Regions from separate parts of the Homo sapiens genome. Here region 2 is linked to region 1. The links are chromatin loops, found by intact Hi-C in ENCODE. Cell type or tissue: tibial artery. All regions are shown on one strand. Links, peaks and the distances in the headings refer to the core of each region. The heading gives the core; the rest is flanking DNA.

What was found. A loop is a pair of places that touch in the nucleus more often than their neighbours do. Peaks named below come from ENCODE experiments on the same cell type or tissue, not always from the same donor. Only the 100,000 strongest peaks of a DNase experiment are listed, where the experiment ranks them.
Region 2: it touches region 1 in a loop (3.0-fold over the local background); 16 of 110 quality-filtered maps call a loop at or near these places.

Annotation. Positions count from the first base shown.
Region 1 is chr1:117,894,539-117,897,463 of GRCh38, forward strand. GDAP2 (ganglioside induced differentiation associated protein 2) reads right to left here. Exons shown (of 14, transcript NM_017686.4): 8 at 2,295-2,451. Among named protein-coding and RNA genes, the nearest start is that of GDAP2, 34 kb to the right of the region's middle. In tibial artery, for the core only: a CTCF peak has its summit at 1,180 (motif pointing left); no DNase peak of the experiment used is centred there.
Region 2 is chr1:117,808,114-117,811,038 of GRCh38, forward strand. No RefSeq gene overlaps it. Among named protein-coding and RNA genes, the nearest start is that of GDAP2, 120 kb to the right of the region's middle. In tibial artery, for the core only: a CTCF peak has its summit at 1,801; no DNase peak of the experiment used is centred there; H3K27ac peaks cover 1,692 bases.

The sequences.
Region 1 (2,925 bases), core at 166-2,665:
AAATCAGTTCTTGAGAACCCATCTTTTTAAATTAATGGAAGACAAAATGGAAGAACACATAAAGTACTTCTGCATATTGAAGTGTGAAGTTGCCTTGAAGAAAAGCACTATTTGATTGAGTTGTGAGCTGGACTAGTTGCTTTTTTTCATGCAACACCATTTTTACTTCAAAGAATGACTGGCAAACTGTAGTTATTCAACATGAATATGTGGCAGGTGTTTTCCCAAAAATGAATAAAGTGACCCTGACATTTCAAGAAAAATAATCAACAGTATTTGTTGCCAATGATAAAACTTGAGCTTTAAATATATACATATTTGAAACATTTTTATTGTCATCAGAAGCTTGACAGTTCCTAATATTAAATACTTTTCTGATGAGATTGGTGATACTATACAATCGATACTAACAAATATAATTTTTTGATACTGTGTAATGAAATGTGTCAATACTTGGAGCTCTGAATAATTCAATGAATCAATACTTTCCAAAAAGCTAACGTATCATGTTATAAAGTCATGCTATACATTCCTATTATAAAATCTGTCCAAAGTACAGAACACCACATTTTAATATAATAGAATTAAAAAAATTCATGGATACAGTTTGAGATTCTGCATTACAACTATGTTTTAAAACACTACTATTTATCAAATTCTGGTATAGTATCAAAGAAGAATATCCCAATTATTTTAAAAGGCTGTTAAAATACTCCTCCATTTTCCAATTAAAATCTCAGTGAGGTCAGGTTTTCTTCATATACATTAGTCAAAACAACTTACTGCAGCAGTTTGAATGCTGATAGGACAATCTGGCTGTCTTCCATTAAATCAAACATTAAACAATTTGCAAGATTAAAAAAAAACACTGCTATCTTTCTCAATAAAAAAGTTATTTTAAAATAAATAAATAATTTCTCATGTGATAAATATTGATAGATACAACCCATAAAAACAAAAGCTCTCTGGGGTCCTCAACAATTTTTAAGAGTGCAAAGGAGACTCGATACTAAAGAAGTCCCAGATCCCAGTAATGTGAGGAGCCCAGGCACCGTATTTAATGAAAAATGTCCATCAGATGAGTCTTACACATATGGCCAAGTTTAGAAACCACTGAAAGTATCATTTGACTGTGACTGCCTCACTTGGAAAAGCTGTTCCTTGGTGCCCCCTAGTGGCTCATACGCTTTTGTTTTTCAAATTAAAATCAGAATAAAGGAAGACCTGGGATTGAGGAGACACAAAATACTAGTTCTGAAAGTGACTGGAGAGTTCATGTAGTCCAACTCCCACTTTATCAGTGGAGACAGATAGCATGCAGACATCATTACAATACAGCGTGAAAAATGCTATGCTATGCTTTGGGTGAGTACAGGGTATGAAAAAAGCATACAGGAGGTGGCATCTGTTCCAGACTTGGGAGGTAGGTCTCCAGAGGCAACTGCTTTTGAAATCTGGACAGAAATTGAAGGATGAGAGTAGCCCATTCAAAAGGAATGGCAAGTACCAAAGCTCAAAGATAAAACAAGCCATGATTTGCTCAGTACAGCAGTGAACAATTTTAAGAGCTTGACAAGTACCAGGTTCTGTGCTAAAGCTCATTACATTACCTCATTTAATGCTCACAAAAACCCTATGAGGTGCTAACCCTCCATCAACCCTATAAGGTAATGGATAGTAGACATTTATAGTTTGTTTACTTTAATTTTCTTTAGACTTTTTTGAAAAGCAGCCAGCTTTACAAAGACTTGATCTTTGGGAAAGCTTACCCAAAAGTACAAAGCTGCTTCTATGTTTTTAAAAGGATTCCTTCAAAATTGCTTTAGAAGACATATGGAAGAAATGGAATGGTTTGGATGTCTTGTAAGGTCCTTCGGATAAGTCAGGGAGAAATAAGGCTCTTTTAAATTTAATTCAACTGTAGATTATGCTTTAATTATAAACATAGTAGAGCTAAGTAAAAGCTTTATAACTGCCTTTCCCTTTTCTAATTTCTCCTTTTAGAATATAAACCTCGCATGGAGGCATTACTATTGTAGTAGACAGGGTAGGAGCTCTGAAATCAGACATGTATCTGACCACTGGTTTCACCACATATTAACTGTGGCCACTGATAACTTTCTTAACTTTGAGTTTTTGCACCTCCAAAATGAGGACGATATCTTCCTCACTGATTGTCATGAAAAATAAATTGGAATGCATTATATATACACGTAGCTCATGCATCAGATGCAAGGTTCCTTTCTTGCTTCTGATGTCCTTATGTATCTAACAGTCCTGAAGGGTTGTCTTACTTTCTTTGATGCTGCTTCTGCAGAGCTGCCTCTGATAATTGTCCCTGAAGGATCAGTTTTCTTTGCTTGTCAATATCTCCTTCCATTCGAGCAAAAGCATGAGAGCCAATGAAAGAGAGATCAACTCCCAAGCCTTCATCCTCCTCTTCTTGGTTATCTGTAACAAAAATGCAACTATCAATAGAGAGCTTATGCTAAAACTAGATAGTAAACATTGTGAATGCTGCAGTAAGGATGACAGTGAGGTAACTCAAAAAACTGGGGTCAAGGTTATTTTTGAGAATGAAACTGTAATCAGATTTAGGCATTTGTAAAGCTGAAATAATGAAAGAAACTGCCTGTCCATGTGTGACAAAGGTTTTAGCAATATGTGAAATCCAATCAGGGTGACCTGGGTGTAACCCTAGGAAGAAAAGAGTAGAATGTAGTCACACACAAAAAGACAGAAGTAAATAGATTGTATCTGGCTTTAAAGATGGCTCATTGCACAGCATCTGACAAAAAAGAAGTATAAAAAACAAGCATTTGGGAAGGTTTATATAGCACTGTTGAAGGAGGAAGCATTTGATTGCATAAATGCTCTTCTGTAAGGTGACATCCCAACATGGATGTACCAGGATCACAGAGTATG
Region 2 (2,925 bases), core at 307-2,806, 86 kb before region 1:
CAATACCAAAATCAGAGAAATACAGTAACAGAAGTAAAACTACAGGACAAAACCACTAATGAATGTACACACAAAAATTCTTAATAAAATATTAACTAATTAAATCTTTCATTAAAAAATAGAATACGAGGGGATTGACTGCATAGAGGCATGAGGACATTTTTGGGGTGATGGTAATGATCTATGTGTTGATTGTAGTGGTGGTATATAACTGCATATATTTGTGAAAATTTATTGAAATGTACATCTAAAATGTGAATTTAATTTTTTGTAAATTATATCTCAGTGAAACTTTTTTAAAAAAAGAGATTTTTCTAGAATTCCACACCCATTCCATGATTCTTAGTAAATTATATGAATAAAAGAAAATATTCTTATCTTAATAAAGACTATCTAGCAAAAATTTGCATCAAATATTATTGTTAATGAGGGATGCCAGAAGCATTAGAAAGAAGACAAGGATGTCTGCCATTATGGCTTCTATTCAACATTGTACTAAAGATTCTAGCTGCATGATAAGACAACAAAAAGCAAATAGAAGCATAAGAATAGAAAAGAAAGCAAAATTGATAATTTCAGATAATAGATTTGTTTACACTGCAAATCTCAAACAACAGAATTAGAAATAATAGAATTTAGCAAGGTGACTGACTTAAAAAGCAAAATAAAAGGTAAATTTATATATCTATGTGCCAGCAAGAAACAAAAGGATTTTTAGAAAGGAAATAATTTGTAAGAGCAATAAAAAATAAGGTACTTAAGAATAAATATAACAAAAGATGTACAAGAATTGTAGTTAGAAATTTTAAAAATTAGGAGGAAAGGAAACCTAAATGGAGAGATTGCTTAGTTTATAAATAGAAGGATTCATTGTCATAAATATGTTAAGTATCTCCAAGTTGGTTGATTCATGCAGCTTCAATCACACTTCCAACAGGTTTGGAACTCAACAGGCTGATTCTAAAATGTACATGTAAGAGCAAAGAGACATGAAAGAGGGAGTACATTGGGATCTTTGCCTTATCAGTTGTTAAGACTTATAAAGCTATAGAAACAGACAAATAGATTACTAGATAAAAATAGAGAACCCAGAAAAAAGCCTACACATATATGGAATTTTGATAAATGATATAGATGATGCCACAAATTTGTTGGGGGAAGAAAGAAATGTTCAACGAATGGTGCTGGGACAATTGATTATTTATATAGAAAAATATTAAGTTGGTTCCCTAGAATTCTCCATACATAAAATCCATTCTAGATGTATTATAAAATAAAACATAAAAGATGAAACTTTAAAAATGCGAAGTGAAATGTGGAGAATGTCTTTCTGACCTTGGGATAAGAAAGAATGTCTTAAGACAAAACACACTATAAAAGAAAAGATTAACATTAAAAATTTCTCTTCATCCAAAGATACTACAAAGAAAGAGAAAATACAAATCACATTGTAGGAGTGGAGAATGATACAAGCACGTTGAAAAACAATTTGGTTATTCTTATTAGATGAACATTTGTTTATCCTGTGGTCTATCAGTTCCACATCTAGTTATGGATACTCTTGCTTCTGTGCACTAGGAGGCAAGGACAAGAACATTCAAACAGCACTGTTGGTAAAAGCAAATAGCTGGCAACCTACTACCATAATAAGGATTAGACTTATTTAGAGTTGCTCCACAGAGCCTAACATAGTTCAGTAAAAGGAATCTTCAGGAAAGCAGGTTTTCTTTTAGTGAAAAGAACTTTTTAACATTCAAAACCATCCAAAGGCTTAGTAGACTGCTTCCCACGGAAAGAGTTCCCTTAACTGGAAGTGATCAAGTAGTTCTGTGTGTTGCAGAGAGAATTCCACCACTGGGTGGAAGGTTTTACTAAATGAATAGCAAGATTTTTACCAGCTGTTAAGGTTCAGGGATTCTACACATAATCCTTACAAAAACTCAGCCATGCTACTGAGCTGATATTAGAAATACATTATTTGTACATCAGTTGTTTCCAGAAATTCACCTTAAAAGCACAGTTCTTTCTGGGAGTGGTGGGCTTTAAGCAATTAGCATATAACACTGACCAAATATATCAAAGATTGGCAATGTAGTGGACTTAAAAATCTGGAAAGAAAGAGAACAAAATAAAAACAATATTCCTTTTATTAACAAAATATGATCATAATAACTGTAAAAGAATTTTTATGACAGGAAAAGTCACCCTTACCCCATTGTCTTAAAACTCTAACATAACCCTTTCCTGCATTTTTTCTCTGCCCACTGGGGCTTTAAAAAAAATGTATTGGTAGTCAGAAATATTTTGATCTGAGAAGACTGGGGGAGTCAGTTTAGGGTCAGCAGCCTGGCTTAGAGTGTGGGTAGATTATTGCTGAGGGATATTTGGGGAGAGTCCTAAAGCCTAGAAGTGAAAGGTGAGGAGGCTGCAAGAGGAGAGGGACTGGCTGGGTTAAAGCCCAGAACCTTGTAAAGCACCTGCTTTTGGGTGGTGGTTCTCTACCTCCTGGGTCCTGCCTTAACCAGATCAAATGGCTGCTCTCTCCTTAGGCAGAAACCACATGCCTTCTGCCCGCTAGCTGCCTCTGGTGGCCTTGCACCCTCTCTGCTGCTCTCCCTCCTGGAGTTCTTCCTGCAGGGGAACCTAACCAAGTAAGCCTCTTTTTATTGCAATACGACCAGTCATGCTTTCAGTTCCAGATGTTGCTGGCATCAGTTGAACAAACCTCACGAAAGTCATAAAGCCAAGCACAAACCACAGATTAATTGTTTTAGATGTTTTCTCTTTCTGAGAATTGGAGCAGGGCCCTCAATCTTCTTCATGTCTCTCTTAGTTCAATCAATGTGGGGACAAGTAAAAGTCACAGTTTTCAACCAGTTGTTAATCATAATTATGTAAGAATAGTGTAGGGCCCAGTAGAGTCTA